Regions from separate parts of the Homo sapiens genome. Here all the other regions are linked to region 2. A link is a loop called in an ENCODE intact Hi-C map of the cell type or tissue named here. Cell type or tissue: GM12878. All regions are shown on one strand.

Region 1 (5,000 bases), 890 kb after region 2:
GACTAGACAGAGTGAGCACAGGAGCCTCTGAAACGGCCTTTGCAAAAATTATGACAGTGAGAGAAATCTAAACTAACTGACTCCATCTTGCCTCTAACCTCACAAACTAATTACCTTTGCTCATTACTGGGTGCAGGCCAAGCAAACTATGGAAGGAATTTAGTTTATAGTTTAACTTTGCAGCAAGGATGGTAATAGTCCCTCCCAAAACTGACCCACTCTGAGGACTGAGATTGCCTTTCTAAGACGAAGAAAAAGCCACACAGTGAGGACTATAGGAGGGGCCTGAATTCTGCCAAGATGTAGGCTAGTAGTTAAATGATAACCAGCCATTATTCCAGAGGTCAGAAGATTTGTAACTTCTCCAATTGTTCTTATAGATAACATCACTATTGTCAAGTTGTCAAGACCTAAGACTGGTCTTTGAGATATTTTTCAGACTTTTGCATTCAGTTGGACCTGCTGACTCCACCTGGACCTGTGACTCATACCAAGGAACTAAATCAACCAGTCCTGTGACCGTCACCCATAAAATGACTCAGTGCATAAAGACCATTTTGGACAGTCCTATGATTTCATCCCCAACCAATCAACAGCACCCATTCCCTAGGTCCCTGCCTGCCAAATCATCCTTAAAAACCCTAACCTCCAAGCTTTGAGGGAGTCAATTTGAGAACTGTCTCCTGTCCTTTCACTTGGCTGTTCCTGTGACTATGAAATTCTCTATTGCAATATCACTGTCACAGTGAATTGGTTTTATCTGTGCAGTGGGCAAGAAGAACCTGTCAGACTATTACAACTCAGGTTCTAGACCACCACTAGCTACTGTTAGGTCAGCACACTTCCGTAAGCCTGAGCCAGTCACCTACTGGCTTTCACCTCCAAATATACATACCCTTCCTTGCTCAGTAATTCTGGGGAAGGGCTCTACAGCTATATTTCCAAGAAGCCTCATCTGCAGGATTCTTGCTAGGTTCTGTTAATAGGAGAAAATAGAGAAAAAATTGGATGGCAATTAGAGAAGAGGAGGGACTCCTCCTTTCCTCCTTCTTGCTGACAGCATGCACCCAGCAGTAGCACCTGCTCCAGCCTCTAGCTTCCTTTGTAATATCCAGAACCTGCTTCATCATGCCTCACGGAGGTACCAGTAGCAGCTAGGGGGATTATAAACCTTAGAGCTTTGATCTGAGATCTTCTGTGTTCCTCCTTCCTGCAGTTACACTTTCTCAGTTACCTCAGAGTTTCTCTTTTGCTCTTTTATCTGTGTAACCAATTTTCATATTAAATCTCTCTGCTGAAATATCTAGTGTGATTTCTTTTTTTTGAGACAGAGTCTTACTCTGTCACCCAGGCTGGAGTGCAGTGGCACAATCTTGGCTCACTGCAACCACTGCCTTCCAGGTTCAAGCGATTTTTCTGTCTCATCCTCCCAAGTAACTGCAACTACAGGCATGTGCCACCACACCCAGCTAATTTTTGTATTTTTAGTAGGGACGGGGTTTCACCATGTTGGCCAGGCTGGTCTTGAACTCCTGGCCTCAGATGATCTGCCTGTCCCGGCCTCCCAAAGTGCTGGGATTACAGGCCTGAGCCACCATGCCTGGCCTCTAGTATGATTTCCCTAACTGGAGCCACCACGCCTGGCCTCTAGTGTGATTTCCCTAACTGATATAAGAACTGATTCATCTTACCTATTGTGATGAAATTAAATAATTAGAACTTAAATCTGTTGGAACTTTAGGTTATTTTGAGCCTTGAGAGGTATGTGGCCTGAGTCACATACCATGCAGCTGTAACTTCTGCTTTTTCCTGTAAATGACCAGAAAAGACCCTGTGGTGCCCGAGGTAGGAACCCCTCAGATCATCACCCCTGCTCATGGAATGTTAAAGAAATCTTAGTTGGAATATAGCAATCTGTAACCAACAAAATCACTGTAATATACATACTGACCTTGTATGGAAAATGTTGCAACCCTGTTAACTGCCTATATGAGTGAAACTTTCAATTCCTCACTTGGTAATGCTAACCCCATTTGTCTGGAGTATGTTTTCCAAGAGGTCATCCTCAAGCTTTGCACTTGAATAAACTCTATATTTAATCGTTTTTCTGAATCTCGTTATTCAAGTTAGACATTATAACGAAAGTATTTTTAAGTGGTAAGAATACAACATCTAGACCTGGAGTTGGCAAACATTTTCTTAAATAGCTGGTTGGTCAATAGTTTAGGCTTTGTGGGCCTTATGGTCTTTAGTTTCTGTTATAACTACTCAAGTCTGCCATTGTAACTTGCAGGCAGCTACAGCCAATCTGTGAGTGAATGGGCACAGCTGTGTTCCCATAAAACTTTCCTTTTAAAACATCAGGTGGCCAGTCCTGACTACAGTTTGACAATCTCATCTGGACATTCCTCAAAATTGTGAGCACCATTAAAGCAAAAACAAAAACTGCTCACAAGACTGGACTTGAAAGACAAATGTTGAGACTGAAACTCCAATTACCCTGAAACAATATCAGCATACGACTCCAATATATGTAGCAGAAAAGTAAAAGTGGGCAGAATATGTATGTCTCAGTATTCAAGTATCAGATATCTATTTTCATCTTAACCCAAATATGAACATGTTGGTAAAGAAATGCAAGGCTGGAAGGACTGACCGAACTAAGCCGAGTTACACTGCCTGGTTCCCTCTGCTATCATGCAGAGTCAGGAAGCTCTACACACACAGGGAGCCAGCACTAAGCAAGGTGGCAGGACTGCTTTATCCCTTTCTGAAATGAATTTTTTTTTTTCTGATTATAGTCACTCCCTCTTTTCTTGATAAGACTTTTCTGGGAATAAACAAGACTGATACAATAATGGCCCAAACTAATACGTACAGGGCTTCTATGCCCCATGAAATTGACTGGCATTAGGCCGTGAAATCCGAGGTGATGATAAACACTTGAAAGGTGGAAAGTTCTTAAGTGTATGACTAAATGACTCACTGGCCCGTGAAACATGCAACTATTTTAGCAAAGGGCTAGTTTCTCTTCACATATACTTAAAAGCAGTTGCAGTGAGACTTCAGTGGAGGGTATTATAGTGCAAACTAAGAAAGATCAGCTCATGTTTAAAAGAAAACTGAGTAAAGGAAATCTGCATTTATGGAAACTGAAAGCTCTAACACTGACTCATTGAAGAAGTCTCCCGAAGATTTATAAGTGTAATCAACAAGGCTACTCTTTGTGACAAGCATTTGTCATCCCCGATATAAGAAAAAACAATTATTGGAAAACAAAACTGCCACAGGAATTGCCCCATTCCCAGTATTTGCCAGGCAAAACATTCAGCAGTATGGGGCAAAAATTACTATACTACCTGCGTCTGGAGCTGTTAAAACAAACAAACAAAAAATGTTATAAACATATAAAGAATAATAATTACGCATTCTTATGGTGTTCTTCTAGTTTGCTGGGTTGTTCTAGGCAATGTAGACTTTCAACCCACTTATTCTTCTTATGCTCATTCCCATTTTACAAATAAGGAGACTGAGGCACAGATAGGCACAGCCAGTAACTAGACTAAAATTCTGTGATTAGTATGCACCAAAGCCACATTTGGACCAGGCAATATGGCGCCAAAGCCTGTGGTTACAATCACTCTTCTAAACCTCTCTAAATCTTTGGAACAGTGATTGCATGTGGTAAATGCTTTCTTGGCATTTTTTTGTGAATTGGTGGAGATGAATTAGGCTTTATGGAAGTGTTTAAATTCATGGTTTGCAACTATTTTAAATAAGCAGGTTGGTAGTATCCTTAGGACTTGGGTCAGTTGAAACTTAATTTGTTCTGCTTCAAAGTCAAAAGAGTGCAAATTCAGAAAACTCTAGAATTTTCCCTCTGGACAGTAAGAAGGATGGCAACTCTGTGGCTTCCTAGAAGGTAACTTCCTAGAAAGGAAGTTTTACCATCTCTATTCTCTTTTCCATGGGAATACCCAATAACTTTCATCATCTTTTTCCTGAACTCATTAAAAAGTAGTCACGTAAGCTTTAAAATAGGTTTGTTTTCTTCCCTTTTTTCATGTTCTCTAGATTTTAAATATTATACAATGCTGAACAACTCAGGTCCTGCAGTATACATTTTGAAAAAATTATAAAATTAGCCAACAAAAAAATTCAATGATTCCTCCTTTACAGCAAAAGCTACCATAGGAGCTTATTTTCTACCAAGCTCATCAGTTCTGTGGTATCTGTCCCTCCTGCCATTGTTCAACTCTTTCCTTAGAACTCTGAGGGAGAGGTGAGCTTCCTCCCCGATCATTCCACACCCCAATCTATGACTCAGATGCTTGTCCTCTTGTTCCCAAGGGATTTTTTTAAAATCTTACCTTTTCCCTCTAAAACACAAAGCTCCTTCCTTCCTTCCTTCCCTCTTTCTTTCCTTCCTTCCTCCTCCCTCCCTCCCTCCCTAGCTTCCTTCGTTCCTAGCTTCCTTCCTTCCTAGCCTCCTTCTTTCTTAGCTTCCTTCCTTCCCTCCCTCCCTCCCTCCCTCCCTCCCTCCTTCCTTCCTTCCTTCCTTCCTTCCTTCCTCTTTCTCTTTTTTACTTGAAACAGGGTCTCACTCTGTCACCCAGGCTAGAGTGCAATGGCACTATCATGGCTCACTAAAGCCTTGAACGAACTCCTGGGCTCAAGCGATCCTCCTGCCTCAGCATCCCAAAGAGCTAGGATTACATGTGTGAGCCACTGTGCCCAGCTGCATCTTCAGTTTCTTTCCACTGCTCACTTCTGCTCTGTGGTTAAGGATGCAGAGTGTGTACTGATCTTAAAGAAATACTTACCTGATCCTGCTGCATCCCCAAGCCATCTGGACAAACTTCTCAAATAAACAGTCTACATTCATGGCCTTCATTTTCCCACTATTCCTCTTCATGTCTCTTGATCTATCCCTTACTACTTAGTCCACATTCATTTCTCTCTCCTCATCTTATTAAAATGTTTATTTTCTGTACCACATA
Region 2 (5,000 bases):
ACCTGTTATCTCCTATGCTTGCTGCCATGGTTTTGAATCATAAATACAGGGAAAGAGGAGGCTATTATTTAGATATGTAACAAAAATCGCTTTATAGTTCGGAACCAAGATTATGATTATCTTCAGGAAGGGATAACAGAATATGAAATGAACTACCTTTTCAGTGAGTTGTTAATTAATTTTCAAAGTCTTTTGAACTAAGTGCAGTATTTGGTCACTGTTCAAATAAGTTGAGGGTAACTGGTACCAAGCCCTATGCAACTGAAAACAGGCTTTGGGACTTATGTAGTACATGTGTCACATTTTCCAATTCCTAATCTATAAAAGCTTTTTAAATTGTGGTAAAATTCACATAACATAAAATTTACCATCTTAACCTTTTTTTAAAGTATATGGTTCAATAATGTTAAGTGCATTCACATTGCTATGCAACCAAGAAAAACATTTTTAAAGGGACGTATTTTTCTTAAGGAAAAGAGTTTGGGAAGTAAATGATGGCAATTGTTTGTCTCATGGAAAATTTCCTGGACAGTAACTTTTTACCTTCAGAGATATATTCTCTATAAATGGTAATTATCAGTAGTAAGTTATGAGAGTAAACATTTTGAGTACTAGTGATCTATAATAGCTTTTACTTAACACCAATACTTTTTTTTTTTTTTTTTTTTTGCAAAAGGAAGGGTCTACTGAAAATAGGTTGCTAACATTGACAACAAAGTATTTTAAGTCATTGCAGTAAGGAATTACTGGAAATTGAGTAGACAAAGAAAATTAATATGAGTTCCATTTTGATGGTTACTTAGCAAGTTGAACTTATGAGAGTCTTTGAAATAGTTGCAGTATGAGAATTGTTCTATTGAACAGCGAAACAACCCAATCAGGTAATAGTTTTTCCAGAGAGTGACTTGCTATAAGGGACAGAAGTTAGAGACTTAGATTCTTTCAAAATAAAGGATTTTTTTTAATTGCTTGAAGAAGGATTTTTGGAATCAGCAAATCAACTGTTATTGTGAGAGATTTAAGTGGTTTTACTATTCACAACCATTTATTATGTGGCATTTACTGGAATGTGGTTTCATAACCTCAAGTATTTGGAATCCCAAAAGTAGAAATGCCTTTCCCTTGAGATTGTTGTTTCTCAACCTTTAAAAATCCATATTTCCTTTCTGATAAACATTAAAATCTCACAAATCCTAGAGGATTGTAATACATGTTCCTTCCCATACAGTCCTACTCCTCCTCTACACCTCACCATACTGACTACAGACTTTCTCTTCTAGTTCCCTCATCTGTGAATATTATGCAAAGTCCTTCTTTATATGATTTATGTAATAGATTTTTAATATTAACTATTTCAAAATTGTATATCCTTCCTCCCCCATCTTCAGATTCTAACATTGCCCCTAGTCAGAGGAGAGGATACCCCTTAAAGATTACTCAGTTCAGCACAGCCAACTGAGCAGTGCCATGTTTACGTTCACCTCAGAGGAGTAGAACATCACATGCCTGCTTTCCCTTTTGGTGTTATACTGTTTAGTTGTGCACTTAAACCCATAACATTTGATAAATAGTCTCAGAGAAAGAAGTATTACTGGAGAAAAAAAGGAAGTAAGGCAAAACTGAGACTCATGGGTGTGGTCTTTGACAGTGAAATCTTTTAGCTCTTGCAAGATCACATAGAAAATTTCACCAAGTTCTAACATCCAGCAAAATGGAGAACATGTACTGGGGACCTTTGGGTTTAACCAGTGAGACTGTCTTGTTTATCCTGTTGCATTTAGCCTTCCAGCTTATGGAAAAATACAAAATTCAAATTCTAACACTGCTGGATTTATGATATTTAAGGTTTCTATTATATCAGCTGCCTGGATGGAGCACAGAAACAGCGTAGTACAATATGCTATGGGTATATTCATGACCAAAGTTTACAATGTGGAAGGAGAATAGAAATGCAAGAGGTCAGTTGGGGAATTAGCTGCTTGTGTTATATAACTCCTTAAAAGTGGAAAATGATCACAAGTAAATGTGAGTAGTGACAGTTCTCTTCCATTTCCTTTCTTCAGGTAAGGAAAACACACTTAATATTTTTGAGTGTCTTTAAAGATCTTCCTAACCATCCAAAAGAGAAGATGTCTTATTTATGTGTATATGTCGTGTTGTTGACTGATTTTTTTGCTTTTTACTCCTGATGTGTTTTGTGGGTGAGAAGGCAAGCATGTAACTAAGATACAGAAAAGACCAAGATGTAGTGGGGCACAGTGGCTTGACGCCTATAATCTCAACTACTCAGAAGGCTGAGGTGGAAGGATTGCTTGAGGCGAGGAGTCCAGGCTGCAGTGGGCTATGATTGCACCGCCACACTTGCTGCACTCTACCCTTGGGGGACAGAGTGAAGCTCTGTCTCAAAAAAAAAACAAAAAACAAAACAAAAACACAGAATTTGTCTTTCATTCACTGATTCACCTCTTTATGTACTACAGTGGCAACTTTTCTGAAATAGAATATGAACTCCTCTTATTCATAGCCCAAGGGGTTGGGAAAGGCTGGTGGCTTTCTTTTCTAGGGCAAAGTGGAAGGAGTAGCAGTTATTCAAGGTGGTTTCCTTTCCCCATCCTGAAACTGCTTTAGATTTGAGTTGGTCTCTCACCACAAGTGTGAACTCTGGCAGAACATTTACCCAGAAACAGAATAGGCTCAGCAGTTGGGGAAACCCAGCAGAGGGGCCTTGCCTGCCTCCCAAATTACTCACACTTGTCTCAACCACCTACAAAAAAGTAGACCTTACTAAAGAATGACTAATCATCCTGGGGTCAAGATGGCGAAAATCCTACCTTTAAGCCTTTGATTCTCTTCAAACGTGGAATTCCAATGTATATATACATAACTGATCAAAGCTCAGATGTTCTGGTTGAACAGGCAGTTAGAGGTGGAACATGATTTGGCTCATACACTGTCAGCCTCAGTGCAGCTCCAGAGGCACCACTACTTACCCTTGATTACTACTTTCTTTATCCAGGATTGGTTGGCTGTCATTTGGCAGGATAATGGCTGCCAAAGACAACAGACTTAAGATATTGTATCTATTGTCAACCTAAAGAAATGGAGGCAAAATTAATATGGGGAATTTATTTGGGTAAAGGTTGACGACAGCTGCCTTGGACACACTTCCAGGTTGCCTTGGGGGGTTGCTCCATTCGGCCTTTGTTGCAACCAGGTTTTTGTTTGTTTGTTTGTTTGTTTTTGTTTTTTGAGATGGAGTCTCTCTCTGTCACCCAGGCTGGAGTGCAGTGGCGCGATCTTGTCTCACTGCAAGCTCCGCTTCCTGGGTTCACTCCATTCTTCTGCCTCAGCCTCCCAAGTAGCTGGGACTACAAATGCCCGCCACCACGACCGGCTAATTTTTTTGTATTTTTTAGTAGAGACAGGGTTTCACCGTGTTAGCCAGGATGGTCTCGATCTCCTGACCTTGTGATACGCTCGCCTCGGCCTCCCAGAGTGCTGGGATTACAAGTGTGAGCCACCGTGCCTGGCCGCAACCAGGTTTTTAAAGGCAAAAGAGAGCAAAGAATGGGCTGATACTAAGTTATTTGATAGGAATTCTCACTGGTTTACAGAAATAACATTGATTAGTGATTATACATTGTTGAACTATAGGGCATGAGTTTTGGTATCTAACGTATGGCATTTTATGGCTACTTGGCATCACATAGTAGGTAGCTTCAAGAGGGTCATTTAGTTCACGGGAGAGTGAGGTGTGACTGCTGTCACACACTTACATTTCAGTGCCTCTCTGGGCCTGATAATTAAAATGGGTTTGCACTCCTCACATTAAAAGTTTTTATTTCTCACTATGAAATAAGGAGGGAAGTTCATTTTAAAAGGAGTGGCAGAATAAGGAGAATTGGAGAACCAGTACAGAAGATTCAAAACCCAGATAGTAGAAGTCCCAGAAAGGAATACAAAAGGAAAGAAATTGCCCCAAAAAATTTTCAAGAAAATTTCCAAGAACTGAAGGAGGAATTTCCAGATTGAAAGGGCCCACCAAACACCTATTGCTATGATATAGTCCATGGCCAAGTATGGTCCTGAAATTTCAGAATCCTAGGGACAAAAAGAAAAAAAATCCTAATTGTTTTCAAAGAGAAAAAAATCGGTTTAAGGCCAGGCACAGTGGCTTATGCCTATAATCCAAGCACTTTGGGAGGCCGAGGCAGGCAGATCACCTGAGGCTGGGAGTTCAAGACCATCCTGGCTAACATGGTGAAACCCCGTCTCTACTAAAAATACAAAAATTAGCTGGGTGTGGTGGCGTGCGCCTGTAATCCCAGCTACTGGGGAGGCTGAGGCACAAGAATCGCTTGAATCCCGGAGGTGGAGGTTGCAATGAGCTGAGATCACACCATTGCACTCCAGCCTCGAGCAACAGAGTGAGAATTGTACAAGATCAGGAATCAAAATGGATCTGATCCTCAAAAAAAATAAACAGAAGCTAGAAGATAGCATAGCAAAGCTTTCAGAATTCTGAGGAAAAATTACTTCCAACCTAGAACTCTTAATCTAGCCAAAGGATCCGTTAAGTCAGAGGGTAAAGATATTTTTAGTTATGCAAAGCCTCAAAAAATTTACTTCCCAAACACTTTCTTAGGAAGCTGCTACAAGATTTGCGTCACCACGTGGGGATATAAAACAAGATTCAGGAGACTGAAAATGAGGGATTCAATTAAAGAAAGAGATGGACAAAGGGTATCCCCAAATTCAAGGTAAAGAAGGTCCCAAGATGAAGGCTTTCCATCAGGCATAGAGAGCAACTAGTCTAGATTGGAGCAAGCCAGAAAGCTTACAGAGTGATTCTTCTAAAGAGATAGAATACCTGACGTGTCTGAATATATTGAGGAGTTGTATTAGTGATAATAGGAAACAAAGCAAACAAGAATTTTCAGGGAAAAAAGTTTTCAGAAAAGGAAAAGTATCCATGGTATTGTTCAACAGTGAATAGCATT
Region 3 (5,000 bases), 220 kb after region 2:
GTGGTGTGTGATTGTGTTTATTTTACTAACCAGTATATTCACAGCAATCACTTCCAAATATCTCTCCAGTAAAGATGTGTTAATTACAAAACAGACAAGGTCTTCTATTATATTAAAGCTACTAACAAGAAGACAGCAGGAATCACACATGTAAATAGCATCATCAACCCCTATTTTAGTCCTCTGTTTTGATCTGTGAGTTGCGCATAGACCAAAGGTGCTATTAAAGACTGAGTGTATGAAATAGGCAGCATTATATGAACAAAATTTATTCAACAAGAAAACAGACCTTTAACATGAATTTAACAAGCCTGAGAAATTATAAACTATCATATGCTGCAGATTCATGCAGTGATAATAAACAAAAAAGGAAAGTAAGAGGTTTCCCTAAGCTAGCCAAACTGCTAATGGTTTTGTTATAAGCTGTCTACTGTTGCAGTGACCTCTGAAAAGTCTCAAGGCACTTGTACCAGAAAAAATTAAATGGTCAGGCGGGTGAATAGAGATTCAATGTATTGTGTAGGCCTTCAGCATGGAAAGGAATTTTTCAAAGTCTAGCATCATATTCCTGAAAATATTCTTCATACTTTAGCTCAGAGGTTTTCGTTATTATATATTAAGGAGATAGTTTTTGTGTAAAGTTTTTTGGTTAAGTTACTGTTTGAGTTTATAAGATATAAACTGAACTAATTTAATGTCTATATACTTCAAAATGAACTGTTTAGAAAATTCAGAGAGCTCAAAAAAATGGATTATTTCCCCTACCAACCCATACATTAATTAATTCTTGGGAGTTCTTTGTTCAGTGTGTTATATCTAAGATTTCTGTTCTTAACCATGGAGTGACCATTTTGCTGTCATTCTATTGCATCATGCTGTAAATACACAAACATGGAGAAACGCTTTCAGCTTATACACACCATCGAGTGCTCACTAGGGCTTTTTTTTTTTTAATCTTACGGTGGCATAATTAACACCTTCTTCACCCATTGCTCATTAGCGCACTGGACATTAATGAGTCTATTTTGATAGGTTGCTCTAAAGGATAAATCCACTTATTTTCACAGTGCAAAAAGCAATTATAAAATTATACCAAAATTAAAATGTAGACTATATTGCCATGTTTATATTTTATTGCATACTAAATCTAATTTTGGTCTGCAGGTTGTTGAACATGTTAGTTTCCTTAAGACAGTTGCTATAGTGATGGCAGCAAATTCCTTTAATCTTAGTGTAAAGTAGTCATTTTCTATAGGCCATCATTGCTACTCAGGAATTGTCAATGAAAGCATCTCATTTTATTAAGTTCTTGAATTTTTCTCTTAGTTTCTTAAGAAAATTTAAAAAATTTGTTTTTAACAGATCATGATATCTACTGAACTAGTATTTTCATTTCCTTTTTATGAAGTTTCACACCTGCTTATAATATTTCAGAGAAATAATATAGACTTCTACAAGTAAAATAGCTGTCTGCTATTTTAGTTTCAAAGCATTCAGTATAAAAAAGTATATAGGAATTTTGTTGTGATATATAATGAAATTTTCATAATTTTGTAGTAGCTTTTTCTCCCTCTCACAAATGAATTTACTGAAATCTTGAAATGGGCCAAAATGATGCTTTGCTCCTAAATATTTACTGTTAACAGTTAGGGTGGCAATTCTTAATTTTCTATTTAAGTTATATACCTATCTTGGAAAATGGCCACCTTCTTCCTCCTTTGCCAACATTTTAACTTTATCTTATTTTATGTTCTTTTTTAGTATGAGTGTGAGGAAATTTTACTTCTATATTTTTAACAATTGTTTGAAGTTATTTATGATAACATCTGACTAAAATATGTCTGATAGTACTTGTTTTTATTGCTTTTTTAAAAAAGAGAATATGTTTAGAAAAAAATTTTAAGTATAAGCATGTAGGCCATATTTATATATAAACATGAAAGTTAAGTGTGGATTAAGGTTATTGTATAAAAAGAAAAAAGTTTTCACAAACTATTAATTCATGTTCTGGGGATACTTGGCTTTATTTTGATGCAAGAGGAATGAATCTTTGGGAAAATGTTAACTGTTCAAAATAAAAGTAAAATTCAGAGTTGATATTGTAGGCCGAATGAGTAGACAGAAGCTTAGACTGATTAACTTGTCATCATGTTTTAGTCTAGGTTTGTATTTTTTGTTATTGTCTTTGGACCCATCATAGCAATCTTTTACAAAGGGTGATTTTCTTTCTTTAAATCTTGTTCTTTAGCATACAGCATACAGTAATACTTATTACAAGCAGAATTTTCAGACTTGATTAGATTTGGTTGGCTTAACTATTTTTAATCTCTTAATATCCTCAAGTAATAATTGTATAAATAAGAACAAATCTAGTTGACACAGCTTTTAAAACATTGATAAATCTTAATCGTTCAGCACTTTTAAAGGCAAAATATAGAAATACTGTTACTTAGTATATGATCTTGCTGTAAGATTGTTTCATGTGATAAATCTATTGAGTTAAATTCCCTTAAAGTGGCAATCTGTCTTAAAGTCACATGACTTTACATAAAACTTTACAGTGTTGAAAAGCTTTAGCAAGTATGTGATTCTTGTTAATCTCTTTATATGTAAGAGCTAACAGATGTTATTGTATCATAGGAGAATTTGAAGTATTTCTGTACACACAAAAAGAATATACTTATTGTAATATCTTTACCATGAATTTAGGACCATATCATTCCATACCATTTTCTTGGCTTAAAGCATGGATGACCTTGGTTTTCTTATATTGTGCCTTTTATACTTGACAGTGGCTTGGACATTTAAGGCCATCAGACAAGGTATAAAGTCTTTCATAGTCACAAGAAGTAAAAGGTATCTGACTAGAAGAGAATATGTGGGCAAGTGCCTTGCTGGCTGTAATTTTGTTGTCATTTCAAGTACTGTGGTGGTGTAATTGATGTGACAGGGCTGGGCTTTAGATGTGGTCCCTTAACTTGTGCTCACTTTCAGTTTTAGTTTCTCTGTCATTCATTTTGATTAGGTAAAATTTAGGTGACAAACATATGCACACCAGTGAAAGCTGTTTGGTGTAAGTTTAGTAATGACATATTTCAATAATAAAGATGCAAAGTTAATTTTTTTCTTTACTGCTTCATGAAAATTGCAATAATTGGTGTCACCTTACATTACAAGATAGAGGGTGGTGTGCTGATGGCACAGTCAGCAGGAGGTTCTTTTTTATTAATATTATAATTAAATGATTTTCTGGATATAGTCCAGAAACAGATGCACGTCGATCATGCCTTGTCCACTGTTGCTTGGCATTATCACTTGCTTTTTAAAAAAAAATTGACTTGACACCTTGTTTTTACAGGTTGTTATTGATGCCTTCAGATTGATCAATGCTAATATGATGGTCTTAGGACATGAACCAAGACAAACAACTTCGAATCTGGGTCACTTAAACAAGCCATCTATCCAGGTATTGCCTATATTTGATAATGTGTTAAAACTCTTTTAAATTTTAAAAGCCTGCTATAAGTAGTCTTTTTAAGTTCTAATTCTTAGCATTTTAATTTGCTTGCAAATTAATTTTTCTTTTGTTTTAAAAGAATTGTGGAAATACTGTTGTAAAAATTAGATTTGCTCATATGTGAGTCAGTTTTTAATGGGGTCTTTAAATTTTCCTATCATATTTGAGGACCCCCTTTTTGGGAGCATAGTAGATCTTTTATCTTGAAAGCATTCTGGCTTTGCATGGTTAACATTATAGAGAAGGACCAATAGGAGTTTCCGGTGAAGGATGTAACTATTATCATTGCTTGATTAGTAGGTATTTTTCATAGCAGAAAACAATGGAGAAATTGCTGTATATTTTAAGATATCCCTAGAAGTAATTCTTAAATATACTTAAAATTTTCTTCTTTAAAAAACCCACCTTTAAAATAAATCCTATAAAAGACATCCATATGTTACTTGTGATGAGAGTTTATGTCTTGTTTTTTATTGTGATAGTCAATTACCATTAATTGCAGTTACTGGTATTCAGACACTTAATATCCTCTTGAGTGATTGTTTTCTTTGTATCATTCACATGCCATGGTGTTTTTATACAAATCTTTATTTTCTGCAAAAATTATTTTAAATGTGTTTTTAAACGCACCACAGTCTGTGTCTATCTAGTTAATTACTACTCTAAAGATTAATTAAAAGGACAGAAATACCATGTTTGGTTAAGTAGAATACATAAAACAAAGACATTATAGTAGCTATTGCTGCTCCCTTCTGAAACCTTGCTCTGTCATGAGGTTGTCTTTGGGGAGTTGTGGCTTTGACAGTTAACCATGGTTAAGCCTTGGTTACACTTTGATAACTTTATACTTTTAAATGCTTAATTTTGGGGCAGTCACTCATCTGTAATCTTCATCAAAGTGAAGTGTTTTGTTTTAAAGGATTGAGGTGTGTTGATTTGAAAAAAAAAAATGCAAGTCAAGGAAAACTGCAAAGTATAATGTGTATGAAATAAGCTACCAGTGGTTTTGATTGGGTACAGACAAGCCTGTACTTGCATGTTCCAAGAGAATATATTATTGGACCTGTTTAGCCTTGATAATGACCTTTCTTATAAACTTCGGTAGCATCATACTGCTTCATTATTTTTTGCAAAAGGTTAAGTAGCATCTCACAAGCCAAGATCATTGTGATTACTACATGGTATGTTTCTGCCAGAAGTTTTTACTAATTGCAAGTCACTCACCACCTGTTGCAGATTTCTTTTTTAAAATTAAAGCACTGCTTTTTAACCTTAAAAATCGACTGTAATCAATATTAATAACGTGTTTTTTCTATACCAGTCCAGTTTGTATTTTTTAATCTTACCTTATAGCCTGTAATTTAAAGTGCACCTTATAAAGCAGGTTCCAAACCTGTGTTAAACAACATGTGTATGTAACAACTACAGCATCATTATTTTTCCTTTCATTTTAGTTTGTTTTGCCTTCCAGTTAGAACCTGTA

The links. Hi-C counts contacts between places; a loop is a spot of excess contacts. Peaks named below come from ENCODE experiments on the same cell type or tissue, not always from the same donor. Only the 100,000 strongest peaks of a DNase experiment are listed, where the experiment ranks them.
Region 1: a loop joins it to region 2, with 2.5 times the contacts of the local background. A loop is called at or near these places in 1 of 110 quality-filtered maps.
Region 3: it touches region 2 in a loop (2.1-fold over the local background); 1 of 110 quality-filtered maps calls a loop at or near these places.

What each region holds. Positions count from the first base shown.
Region 1 is chr2:162,056,467-162,061,466 of GRCh38, forward strand. All of the region lies in intron 2 of DPP4 (dipeptidyl peptidase 4), which reads right to left. Among named protein-coding and RNA genes, the nearest start is that of DPP4, 15 kb to the right of the region's middle. In GM12878, no CTCF peak of the experiment used is centred here; DNase peaks (open chromatin) are centred at 2,460, 2,655 and 3,015; H3K4me3 peaks cover 2,078 bases; H3K27ac peaks cover 3,228 bases.
Region 2 is chr2:161,164,392-161,169,391 of GRCh38, forward strand. The region is part of intron 1 of TANK (TRAF family member associated NFKB activator); the gene reads left to right. Among named protein-coding and RNA genes, the nearest start is that of TANK, 6.5 kb to the left of the region's middle. RefSeq lists enhancers at 1-100, 2,322-2,371, 2,382-2,771, 2,682-2,851, 2,832-2,881 and a cis regulatory region at 2,767. In GM12878, no CTCF peak of the experiment used is centred here; DNase peaks (open chromatin) are centred at 1,603 and 2,660; H3K4me3 peaks cover 2,337 bases; H3K27ac peaks cover 3,516 bases.
Region 3 is chr2:161,382,106-161,387,105 of GRCh38, forward strand. PSMD14 (proteasome 26S subunit, non-ATPase 14) reads left to right here. Exons shown (of 12, transcript NM_005805.6): 8 at 3,359-3,466. Among named protein-coding and RNA genes, the nearest start is that of TBR1, 32 kb to the right of the region's middle. In GM12878, no CTCF peak of the experiment used is centred here; DNase peaks (open chromatin) are centred at 2,976, 4,296 and 4,544; H3K27ac peaks cover 993 bases.